Linked DNA regions of Homo sapiens: region 1 is linked to region 2. Evidence: chromatin loops called from intact Hi-C (ENCODE). Cell type or tissue: B cell. All regions are shown on one strand. Each heading gives the region's core, and the rest is flanking DNA. Links, peaks and the distances in the headings are about the cores only.

Region 1 (6,404 bases), core at 2,475-4,974, 760 kb after region 2:
GATTCAAACACAGTTCACTGCAGCCTGGACCTATTGGGCTCAAGGAATCCTCCTGTCTCAGCCTCCTGTGTAGCTGGGACCACAAGCACACACTGCCACGCCCATCTAATTTTGTTACTTTTTGTAGTCTCGTTTTGTTGCCCATGCTGGTCTTGAACTCCTGGGTTTAAGCAATCCTCCCACGTCAGCCTCCCAAAATACTGGGATTACAGGCGTGAGCCACAGCACCCAGCTAGAATAGAGTACTATATTTCTAAATTATTTGAATTTTGGTTTGAATTAGCCCTAATAAACCCTATGTATTCATCAAAATCTGTAATGACATATGCAACATAAAAATCCATTCACAATGAAATCCAACAGTTTCCTCCAAGCATCTCAGGAAATTCAGCACAACTAGATTATATCACAGAATGTACTAATTAACAAAATCTATTTACTAGACAGCCTACCCATTTCTGGCACCACAGAACATGAAATGTGTTAAATGATTACCACTCATTCTGTATTATCTGACATATCTAACAGCAAAGGTTTCATATGTATGTATATGTATATATAATGTGTATACATATATCTGTGTATATATATATAAAATACTGTTTATAATTCTTTCATTTGAAAGCATTCCAAGACACAGATAAACAGCTAAATCACATCCAAGCGGTGTCATTTGGAGATATGAAAGTCTTTGGCTTTTGTGTAGGCACAGGGCCATGAGGTAGAGTCAGAGCCATTCTTCCCCTCTCTGCCTGTTCTGCCAGCTCTTAAATTCAGTCCACATTCTGTCCTCAGGTTGTTTTCTCCTTGGAAACTCACTTCACCCTCCATCAGCTCACCACTAGTTCTCATTCCCAAAGCTCTATCATCTCCAGCATTCTGACGCCATCTCCTCTTACAGGTCTCACTCCCATCCAAACTTAAAATGTTGGAAATTGGACTCTTCATTTTCTCTCTTCAGCAGACCAGTTCCTCTTCTTGTTTTCCTATTCATGTTAGTGTTCTCCCATATTTACTGTTTCTCAGAGTTATTATCTGTGAAACTTTTACCCCTCTCCTACGTGTTCATTCAGTCTTTCCCTAAGTCCTTTCTATTCTATTTCTGTAAAGCGATTGAATTTCTTGAACACCTACTTCTGTAATGTGTTAAGGCACTGGGGCTTGGGGCCAGTCTACTTTTTATTCTTTGGGCAGCATTGATGCCATATTCATCAATAAAGCAATATGCATCATTAAACTGGATTATCCACAATCTATTTTGTTTTTGTTTTGTTTTTTATTTTCATAGATTTAGGGGTTACCAGTGCAGTTTTGTTACACAGATATATGGTTTAGTGGTGAAGTCTGGGCTTTTAGTGTAACCATCATCGGAATGATGTACATGTACTCAATAGGTAATTTCTCATCCCTGACCCCTCTCCGACCCTCCCACCCTTTGGAGTCTCCAGTGTCTATTAATCCACTCTGTATGTGCATGTGTGCAGATTTTTAGCTCCCACTTATAACTGAGAACATGCTGTATTTGTCTTTTTGTTTCTGAATTACCAAAATCTAATTTTAAACTTCAATAGAAAAAAACTGATACCGTTGGTTTTTAAATTCTTTTTGCAACAAGAAATGATTATGGCATATCTTCAGTATTAAATACTCTAACAAAGAGGAAGTATACAAGATTTGAGATTGTCTAATGGAAATAAGGCCTTCTTAGGTAAAGCAGGTATGGTTACTCTCCTGTGTAGGGCAGTGGTTGTCCTATTTTACTGTGTATAATAATCATCTGGGGAAGTTTGTTAATAAAATGAAGATTCTTGGGGTCCACTCCCAGATACTCTTCTTCGGTAGATCTGGAAAGGGGCTGAGGAACCTAACATTTTTAACAAAGTGAAACAGAGTAATCTAAGGAGCATTTTAAGAAATAGTCGCTTAGAAGAAATTCTAAGTACTTAAAATAGAAATAAAACGTCTTTACGTCATTAAATGGCTTTATACAACTTCTCTTAGTTACCTAATTTGTATTTGATCCCATAATTCTCTTCTAATAGCTGACTGTTTTGTAAAATTCTCTTTTTAGATTCTGATGTCTTCAGTTTCCGGGTTTTTCTCAAGTTTAAATTTCAGTCTTGGTAGAAGTAATACCTTAGGCGAGCTCAGTCTTTCCTACCTTACTTCATATGAGTTTACCAGATCCTGTCATTGGGAGAGCAGGAAGTAGAGAGGGATTCCTGAATGGAGAAAGAAGGGACCACAACAAACCTAAGTAGGGCTGGGTGCTGGGGCCAGGCTGGAATGCACTGGTGCATTTCCTGACAGTAACCATAGGCTGTGGCAGCCTGAGGCCCAGTGGCAAATTCTAGTTGAGAAATGGAGTGCAGTGGGTGACACAAGGTCCTGCAATAGTGTCCCAAATGTAGGTCATGACCACTTGCTGACTTGGAGCACAGCTGAGTGAGCTGAGCTAAAGCATGGGACCAAGACAGACAAACCTAAGGAAAGGGCCAGGTGAAGGTTACTTGGCTTTCTCTATGACACATTCTAGCCCTAGTTCTGCGTATTCTAGAGAATATGCACAACACAATGCTATAAACTCCCTCATTTCCCTATCTTCTAGGATTTGACTGACCTTTGTTAAAGTTGTACTGTTTGGTTAGGGCAGCCCACCTGTTCCAGTCAAGCAGGAGTGGTTCAGAGGCCTATGTGGAGCTTTCTCTCCTTATAGTTTATAAAGCAAATCAGGAGAAACAGTGACCAATGGCTCTAGGCAATTCCTCCTAGTGTTGTGATATTCTAGGACTTGCCCACTCTATTTTATGTTTATCATTCAAACTTGGAGTTGTTTTAAAATGTGACACAATTTTGCTTTAGTTTTCCAAAAATTAAATACATATAAAGTTTCCTTCAGTCAAAAAATCACGGTGAATGTCTTGCTCCTCTCCTGATCCACTCAAATGGAGTCAGGAGGATCACCGTGGTCCCTCCCCAGTACTCTCCATCAGCTCTATCACTGACCCACACTGTGAGATCTGATTGCCTTGCTACAGATTTTTGCTCTGAAACAGATGGTTTTGAAATGGGTGTATTTCCTTTTCTTGAATGATTTTGTTATCTGCTTAATGGTCATGTTCTCTGCCTCAAACTGCATTTTAGTATTTTATGTTAGTGTTTTAGTAATATTTAGTAATTCTTAATATTTTAGTAAAATATATTTTATTCACTCAACAAATATTTATTGGGTGCATTGATCAAGCACCACAGATAATAACAGATTAAAAATCCTTGCCTTCATGAGGCTTACATAAAATTTACTTTAATTAAGGTATTATTATATGATTATGAAGGTATTTAATTAAGGTATTATATAATAATAATTGTATAATAATTAAAATACCTTTTATGTCAGCCTCATGAAGGCAAAATTTTGAAATTTTATGGGATATGCTACCTCAATCCAATTTATAAGATATACCTAACAAGTTATATTGGCCTTTTTTTTTTGGAGAAGCTTAAATACAAGGCTGAGAAGTTTATATTTAATTAGACAGGAAATGGGAATTCCTCAGAGGATTTTGATGAAGAGAATGGCATAACTCGCAAGCTCAATAGTAATGTGTAGATGGTCATTGTGGTATTTTCTGGCTAACTTGCGCAGTGTTCCTCTCTTAGTATACTTCTCATTCTATTACTTACCTACACTTGTCAAATCTCTGACAGCTCTAAATGAAAAAATATGTGTCTGTTGGCTTTAAATCATTCATCCTCCAGATGTATTGGGGCCTGCAGGTGGCAATAGTGAGCCAGCCATGAGCTTTGTAACTAGCCTCACCAGAAACCCAGCAAATGTCACCTTAACCTAGAGTGCTGCCCGACCACCATATCTAAAACAGCACCTCCTCTAGTCTTTCATTTCCTTAATCCTTCTTCATTTTTGTTCACAGCCCGTGTCACCAACTGACATTATATAATATTTTGTTTATATCCTCTTTCTCTCCACTAGAATGTAAACTTATCAGCAGCGACTTTGGTTCATTGTGTAGAACAGGGCCTGGCAAATAGTATATGCCCAATATGTATTTACTAAGTGAATGACCACTTTGATCTGAGCATCCAGCAGAGGAACACCATGGGACAGTGTGCAGTTACCCGGCAGCCAAATTTTGTGGTGCATATTTGATTCAGCATTATTTTAGATATTATCCTAGATAAATTCTATAAAGTTTCTCGGTCAGAGCTAGAAATGGCTTAACATATCAGGTTAATATGAGGAGGGGTATGGGGCCTTCCATAGCCATAATTAGATGATGTAGTATTAAATATCAATAAAGTACTAATGAGGAAATTAACCTTATAAAGCATAGTGAGATCCACAGGAAGTATTGATATGTAAATATCAGGTAGTTTTCCGACGCAGAAGGATGCATAATTAAGCAATCGGTTTCCTGGATCTTGGTCAACAGAATTTCCTCTCTGCTGTTTATAAAAGGTAAAATGCAGTGTTCTAAATTTTGACCTAACCTTGTTTCTTTGTGAATGAGCTTGCTCTGGTCAGCCCTGAAGCCAGACCATTCTTCGGTAACTTGCAGCCATAGTGTTATCCATCAAGAGTGTGATTTACACTCTAGGCTTTCTTGCACAACATTCAATAAATATTTGGGTCTTTGACTTAATCTGGTTTTGCAAATCGTATCTTTGTTTACTTAGTAGAGGTCACTGCTCCACCACTCAAGGTAAAGTATACACAGAAATCTACACTTGAAGAAGACAGAGATATGTCACCTTTCATGGATGAAGCAAAGTCCTTCAAAATGTCAATAGAAAGTTAGCCTTTGTACACAGCAAATCCTATATGGATTTAACTTTGAAAGGACTATAGTGCAATTACACTAAGACAATAAACTAACCCAAGTAGTTAGAATTTAAAACAAAGATCTAAATCTTATAAATGTTTTGTTTGTCCTCATTCAAAATTGCAGGTTAAAGCAAATGTGTGCGTTAAGCTAGATAAGATGACTGAATTGCTTTGATGATCTGATAGCATTCTCTGTTCTTCTTATTTTCTCTCCTTCTTTAGAAATATATATATATTCCTCCAAAGATAGTTTATATGACAAAATAACTACAGTTTTTCTCAAACAGGGGCCTGTCCACTTTCAACATAGGCCAGTATTTCTACTCAAAGGCTTAAAAAGTTTCTTCTTTCCGGAGCACATTCTTGTGAATATAACTTGGCCCCTTGGTTGGTGGTGGTTTATTTTTCCCCCCAAACTCATTTGCTCTTGTAAATCTCCTGCTAATCATATTTAGTCATGAAAATTCTTTCATGGGGTGAGAGATTTAAAATCGTAGATTACACAAAGATGGAAAAACACAAACAAACCAGTAGCAGATACCAATGTGGCACAGCAAAACACTTAAATCCAACTTCTCTGTTCAATTTGTCTCAATCCAGGGCACCTCAGATCATTCCTTAGTCTCAAACTAGTATTAAAAATGGCTAATTTCCAGCCTCTTTGGCCTCTGTAATTGCCAATGGGATAATCCTTCTTTCTCTAGGCACCCAGTACTTTATTTCCTAAATTCCAATCACAGCAGAGATTTTTCAACATCCCTGCCGCTAGGACAGATCCCCCAAATGACACATGTAATGAAACTTTATGAAGTTAAGAAGTGCAAAACTCAACCTGTGGGTGCTGTTCTGCTGCCAGTGAGGGAGTCCATTTTACTTGTGCCCAATGTTGTTTTTGTCTTTGATTTACATAGTGAAACTAAAAGCACATTGTTCACAGACTACCAAGAAACTTTTGCGTTTTCACTTTCCCTGGGCTATTTTTATACACAAAGCAAATATTCTAACAGACAACTCTGTTGCCCTTAATGGGATATTTTTACTATTAGGTTGGACTGGCTTTCAGTATGCCAATAGGTCATTTTCTTTCTGCCAGTTTTTAGGAAATCCAGTTCTGAGGGTTCAGGCTATAAATTTAGCTTAGATCTAGAAATGGTTTACTTGTTAGAAAAACAGATATATCATTGTCGCCATTGATTTGAGCTTCCTTGACCACGCAGTGGCTGTCTCTCCCTTTAACTTACTGATGGAATTCAATTTATCAAGTCCTATTAAACTTGAACCATGCAGTTAGCATTGAAAAACTGCTTCCATCTAAAATTGGACTGAAGCCAGGTGCATTGGCACGTGCCCATAGTCCGAGCTACTCAGGAGGCTGAGGCAAGAGGATCACTTGGGCCCAGCAGTTCAGTTTGAGGCCAGACTGAGCAACAAAGCTAGGCTGCATCTCTAAAGAGAGAGAAAAAAAAAAAAGGACCATAAACACAAGCTAATCATAAAACAACACAAATCTAGGTTTGAGAAATACTCAAAGACTGTAAAAGATCATTCACAAAATCTTGTC
Region 2 (6,404 bases), core at 1,262-3,761:
AAACACATGAAAGAGAATAGGGACGGGAATTAGAGGGAAGGTGGAAGGTGAGCTTGGTAAGGAGAGGGAAAGCGGGGGAACCACAGTTACTGACTCACCAGCTCTACTGGGCACTGTCCTGAGTGGGGAAATAATTTTATCATATGTATTTGTGCAAAGTATTGTATGAAATCTTTAAAATGGCACTGGAAGGGGTTGGTATTATCCCAACCTATGAATGCACAAACTGGGGTTAGGAGTGTCTAAGTAACATACCTGAGGTCACACAGAAAGTTGCGAGCTGGGGCCGGGCATGGTGGCTCATGGCTGTAATCCCAGCACTTGGGGAGATGGAGGCAGGAGGATCGCTTGAGCCCAGTAGTGGGCAAAAAAAGTGAGATCCTGTCTCTAAAAATAAAATAAAATTGTAAGCTGGGATTGATGCACTATTACTCTGAAATACGTTGGGTCAAAGAATTTGGATGATCAATGGACAAGTTTTGTGTCCCAGAGGAATGATGAAGTGAGAAAGTTGAAAGTGCTGAAGAAAGAACTCCATAAGCTACATTGTGGGACTTGGGCTAGCTAGGAAAGGGAAGCAGGAAGCAAAGAGAGCAACTGATAAATTGGGGGAAGATGTGAAAAGCTCAAGAGTCTGGACATCTTAGATGAGATACATGCATTAAAAAAAAAAGAAAGAAAGAAAAAGTAAAAAAAAAAAAAAAGAGTCTAGATGTCTTGATGAGTTCCTAAATAGAAATAACAAGAGAAGAATAACTAAAAAAGGAAGCCATGGGCCTTTTGGAGTGGAGTATTACAGTTTAAGACTTCCAGTACGGAGCCCCACAATTAGGGGTATGGACAAGTGAAAGTCTTGGAGTATTGAGCAAAGAATTCTATTGAATGGAACATGGCCACACCATACCTTGGTGTGATCTCAGGTATTGGATAGGTTGGCTGTAGATATTCAGTGAATGTGGGAGAAGGGCCTATATATCTATTGATGACAGAAACTGAGAAATAGAACATAGAATATTGGCTTGTGAGGAGGAAGGGTTTGGAGTAATAGGAGAGCAGTCACTGAGTATGTGAGGACCTAGGAGAACTTAGAAATCTTCCTTCTACAGCAGTCCCTATTTGAAAAGCCCTCAGGGAGATAGTTTATTCAGAAAATAGTTTTGCTTAGCTAAGATAAGAATGCGATTATAGAGGAAAAAGTGAGAGAATGTTTTACAGTGGAAAGGAGGTTCCAGGAGCATGAGGTGAACCTGGAAGGGTTCAACAGTAGTGCCATGAGTTAATAGAAAATAGGGAGCATTTTCTATTCTGGGTATGTGTGTGTAGAGGTGGTGTACATTTTCAGCTTCATAAATGGATACAGATGAGTGGACATATATATATAATATATTATATAATATATATTATATATATAATATATTATATAATATATATAATATAATATATATATACTATTAGTTCTGTCCATCTAGAGAACCCTGATTAATACAGCATTGTATTTTACTAAATTTCTTATTTCTTGTTATGCACATTTAGTTTTTCAATACATTGATTTATTAAATTTCTATCTCAATGTGATTTGTTTATACAAAATTGAATTAGTGAAATATTAACATATTTTAGAGATGTGGAAAAAATACCAGGTATGAGTTTAATTACTAGTCAATGAATTCATTCAGATAATTCAACTAGGATTAAGCTTTTTAAAAATTAAAAATAGTAAAAATTCATATTATTTTAAAGACTTTCAATAAACGTTTTTGGTTTTTATTTGCTTTAAGAATTTCCTATGCGAATTAAATGATGTTGATTTTGTTTACTTTAGTAGCACATGCTCTTTTAGCCTAGTGGATCATTTTGTTTGGTTTGATTGGAATAAGATTACTCACTAAGTATACAAAGAGGGGGAGTTTTACATTCAAGTAAGATGTCAAATGGGCTTTCAGTTGTGTCCACAAGAGCTGAGGTCTCTCCAGGCCCTTTGCGGCTTAGTTGCATGAAGAGCATATCTAATATCGAATACAATTCCAGGCACTCTTCCAAGTGTTCCACTTGTATTATTTCATTCAATTTTACAGCAACCTTTCAGGTGTCTATTATTAGTACACTTTTGTTTTCCCCCAGAAGAAGAAACTGAGTCATAAAGACCTTAACTTGGGACAATCACGTGTGTAGGAAAGGGGTACCAGGATTCAAACCTGCAGTCGGAAACAGGGTTCTGCAAACTCACTACCGTACTATTCTGTCCCATCCACTGACACCGTACTTCGATTCAGAGAACTTCACGTCCTAACTGTGGCAAAACGACGAATGTGCTTTATTTGCAACACGTGCAGATAAGGACCCTTACTCTATTGGCAAGAGTAAGGCTATCTGGGTGGGAGTTGGGCGGGTCCTGTCTCCTAGGCAACAGCACATGCACACAAGCGACCAATAATGAGCCCCTCTCCAAAGACCCAGGAAGGTGATGTCACTTCCTTCGTCTGGGTGGTTGCCCCAGCGACACGTTGGGCCGAAGAGCGGTGTTGGGTACCCGAGAGACCCGGCGGTGGGGAAGTCACTTCCTCCCGAAGACGCTGTTTCCTAGCAACCGCCCTCCGCCTCTGTTATTAGCCCCTCCTCCTCGCTCGGTCCAGGACCGGCTCTGCGGGCGCCGCCAGGCCCAGACCAAGGTGAGCAGCTCCTACCCGATGCTTGGCTCTTGATTCTCAGGGTCGCGGAGAACTGGCCGCGGGCGTCCGGGGCCGGGAACAGAAAGCGGGACCTGGGGGCCATGGGGGATCCGGACAGAGACCGCGCTTGGACGTGCACGGGCCTGGCGTTCGCTGGTGCTCAGCATACGGCGCGGTGAGGAGCGGCGAGCACCCGGACGTCACCTGGCCTGGTAGGGAACGGAACCCGGGGCGCACAACGCTATGGGCGGCCCTGCCAGGCCTCTGCTCCGAGTACGGGAAACCGCGATTTTAATGCGGCTCATCGCGAAAGCTTCGTCGTTTTGTCTGGCTCTCTTTAACACTTTTGTGAGAGGAAAAATTGGCTTGCAATACATCTCGCTGGCTGTTTGCGGGTTAGCATTACGATCTTTTTCTTTGAATAGCGCTGTATGCAAATATATAGATACATTTTTTTTTTGGTGGTGGTGCTCATAATTTTTACGCCGACGATCCTTTTGATGGCCTTTTAAATAAGACGTGACTTATTTTGAAGGCAATGTTATACTTTAGAAGAGAGGTGAAAAATAAGGTGTTCTATTTTAATTGGCAGCATTTTGTCGTATTAACTTGTAATCATTTATTTGCAGACTTTTTAAGTAGTTGCAAAACTATTTTAGGATAACTTCCATTTGAATTTTTTTAAACAAGCTTGTTATGAGAATTTGCTATTTCTTTACAAGAACCTTTTTAAGTGAAGATGTAGCCCAATGTTCATATCAGATGCTTTTCTTTGACCTTTGTGGGGAGAGTAGAATCAAATGTAATAAAATAAATTCTGAAGCATGCGAAGTCTGATTTGTTTTGTATATTTCAGCTACTATCAGAAGTTGAATTCTAATAATTAGCTATTTTATAAAGGTAACGAGAAAAAATACACTATGTCTGATGAAGTTTTTAGCACCACTTTGGCATATACAAAGAGTCCAAAAGTTACCAAAAGAACTACTTTCCAGGTAAAGTATTTTTATTTGGAATCATTTCACAGTGTAAACACTGTATTAGATGGGTTGAAATTGGTGATTCTAGAACAGTCCTATATAAAGCAGGGGTAAATCTTATATTACTTTTGAGGTTTTGCACATGATCATGTTTGGGCTCCATCCAGTATTACAAACTCCCCTATATGGTTTTAAGACTACCAAAGTAGCCTCAATACTAGTTTCCTACTAAGTTAAAAGTTGAATCGCAACCTTAAATTGCCATTTTTATATAAAAACTTTTTTTTCTGTTGTAACATAATGTTTAAGTTTTTTTTTCTGTTGAGTCACTGCAATTTTGAACTCAGCCTCTAAGTTTGCAATATTGATTGCATCCATTTCTGAAATATGCCGAGACAAAAGCTCTTAAAAATACCAATTTCTTTCAAAATACCAGTTTTTAATAAATTATAATCTAAATTGAGCCCCTTCTTATTTGTTACCCTCCAGCTCTAATTATAACCTGCAATTAATTTGTTCCATAATGTGTGTCTCCTCTAGTTAAACTGCGAGCTCCATGAGGAAGGGCTCTTGTCTGTGATGCTCTGCATTGAGTATGAGGCGTAAAGTGGGTACATGGCATAAAGTGAGCTTGCAGGAAATATTTGTTAGATGAATGAAACCTAAGTTTGAAAGCAGTCGTTAATCAAGCATTGTTTGTTTAAAGAATTACTTGTGAATATGATACCTCCATGTTTGGATGGAAATTGATTTCAGTATCTCATTTCAGGATGAGCTAATAAGAGCAATTACAGCTCGCTCAGCCAGACAAAGGAGTTCTGAATACTCAGATGACTTTGACAGTGATGAGATTGGTATGTGACAGTATGGAAACGTGAACCACTTTTCTTCTTTTTGCTTCCTTAGTTTTGTATTTAGCCAGCCCCCCAACCACCCATCCCCTCAATCACGTATGTTAAAATAATACCTAAGCATTCACTAATTTTAGATTTTCAACTTTTTAATTAGTAGAAAGCCACTCTTAATTTTCAGGAAGTTGTATGATTTTCTTTTTTTATTGTTGTTTTGTTTTCTGAATGTGTATACGAAAATATAAATTAATTGATGGCAGGTTTGCAGTAAAAGGATGGCTGCCAGTGGTAAACCACATTGAAGAAGACAGGTTCATCTTTAAGATCAACCCTAGGAGGTGCTACAGCTAGTTAGTAACTAGTCCCACAGAACTAAACTTCGGTGCACATTAGAAGTGCTTTTATAAAGCTTGCTATAAATCAGATTTTTTTTGGCTGTGATAAGGGGTAAATTTAAAAACCACAGACTCTTCGTGTTTCATATATCAGTACTATTATAATTTGGTTTCTCTTAGCTATGTAAACATATTAACATTTTAGTTTCAGGTATAAGCATACAGAATTCTAAACTTGGTGTTTTTGTTTGTTTGTTTTTGTTTTTGAGATGGAGTCTCGCTCAGTTGCTCAAGCTGGAGTGCAGTGGTGCAATCTCGGCTCACTGCAACCTCCACCTCCCAGGTTCAAGTGATTCTCCTCCTTCAGCCTCCTGAGTAGCTGGGACTACAGGTGCCCGCCACCATGCCCGGCTAATTTTTGTATTTTTAGTAGAGATGGGGTTTCACCACATCGGCCAGGCTGGTCTCGAACTCCTGACCTTGTGATCCGCCCGCCTCAGCCTCCCAAAGTGCTGGGATTATAGGTGTGAGCCACCGCACCCGGCCTGGTGTTTTATTCTTTAAAATTTGGTGAATAATTGTAATTGATTTCTGTAAAACCAGTAATAACCACAGTTAAATCACTGCTGTATAGTTAACTTAGCATTTCTTATGATTCTTAGTAAATCTAATATTCTGGTGTGGATGGAATTGTAGTTCCAAAATTTTTATGGAAAAAATATAATTAGTAATTACTAATTAAATTCTTCCATTTACAAATGTTCTTGATTTTACATGAAGAAGTAATTTGCAAATAAAAGTTTTACAGTCCATAATCTAATTTAAATGCTACATGACTGATTGTTAGGGACCTTTGGATGGCTTTTTCCAGAGCAAACAGTGTTTGGTTGTTTGGTACCCTACAGACAACACAATAAATACATTTTGAATAAATTAATGAAATTGGAATTTTTATTTCATAAATGTTAATGAGACGTGCCTGAGTTAGCTGTGTTTTTAGAGCTGCAAGTCTATTTATAAAATACATTTGTGCCTATTCATTGTTAGAATTTTGTTTGTAGCTTTTAAGGTAAACTTTGATTAAGTTAACGTAACCTTGACAATTTTTAAAAATACTGTTGAAAACATTTTTCTTTTCCATTTTTCAGTTTCTTTAGGTGATTTTTCTGACACTTCAGCAGATGAAAATTCAGTTAATAAAAAAATGAATGACTTTCATATATCAGATGATGAAGAAAAGAATCCTTCAAAACTATTGTTTTTGAAAACCAATAAATCAAACGGTAACATAACCAAAGATGAGCCAGTGTGTGCCATCAAAAATGAAGAGGAAATGGCACCTGATGGGTGTGAAGACATTGTTGTAAAATCTTTCTCTGAATCTCAAAATAAGGATGAGGAATTTGAAAAAGACAAAATAAAAATGAAACCTAAACCCAGAATTCTTTCAATTAAAAGCACATCTTCAGGTAATTTGTTAGGATTACTGTAATTGCATTTCTTGGAAGTTTATTTTAAGATAATCAGTCCCAAAATTTTTATATGGTAGCTAGTATATATTTAAGAAAA

What was found. A loop is a pair of places that touch in the nucleus more often than their neighbours do. Peaks named below come from ENCODE experiments on the same cell type or tissue, not always from the same donor. Only the 100,000 strongest peaks of a DNase experiment are listed, where the experiment ranks them.
Region 1: a loop joins it to region 2, with 6 times the contacts of the local background. A loop is called at or near these places in 4 of 110 quality-filtered maps.

The regions. Positions count from the first base shown.
Region 1 is chr4:154,616,282-154,622,685 of GRCh38, reverse strand. No RefSeq gene overlaps it. Among named protein-coding and RNA genes, the nearest start is that of FGG, 6.8 kb to the right of the region's middle. RefSeq lists an enhancer at 5,681-5,830. In B cell, for the core only: a CTCF peak has its summit at 3,805 (motif pointing right); a DNase peak (open chromatin) is centred at 3,785.
Region 2 is chr4:155,373,036-155,379,439 of GRCh38, reverse strand. MAP9 (microtubule associated protein 9) reads left to right here and starts at 2,475. Exons shown (of 14, transcript NM_001039580.2): 1 at 2,475-2,669; 2 at 3,526-3,664; 3 at 4,419-4,503; 4 at 5,984-6,304. The coding sequence starts at 3,590. RefSeq lists an enhancer at 2,593-3,022. In B cell, for the core only: no CTCF peak of the experiment used is centred there; a DNase peak (open chromatin) is centred at 2,569; H3K4me3 peaks cover 1,519 bases; H3K27ac peaks cover 1,918 bases.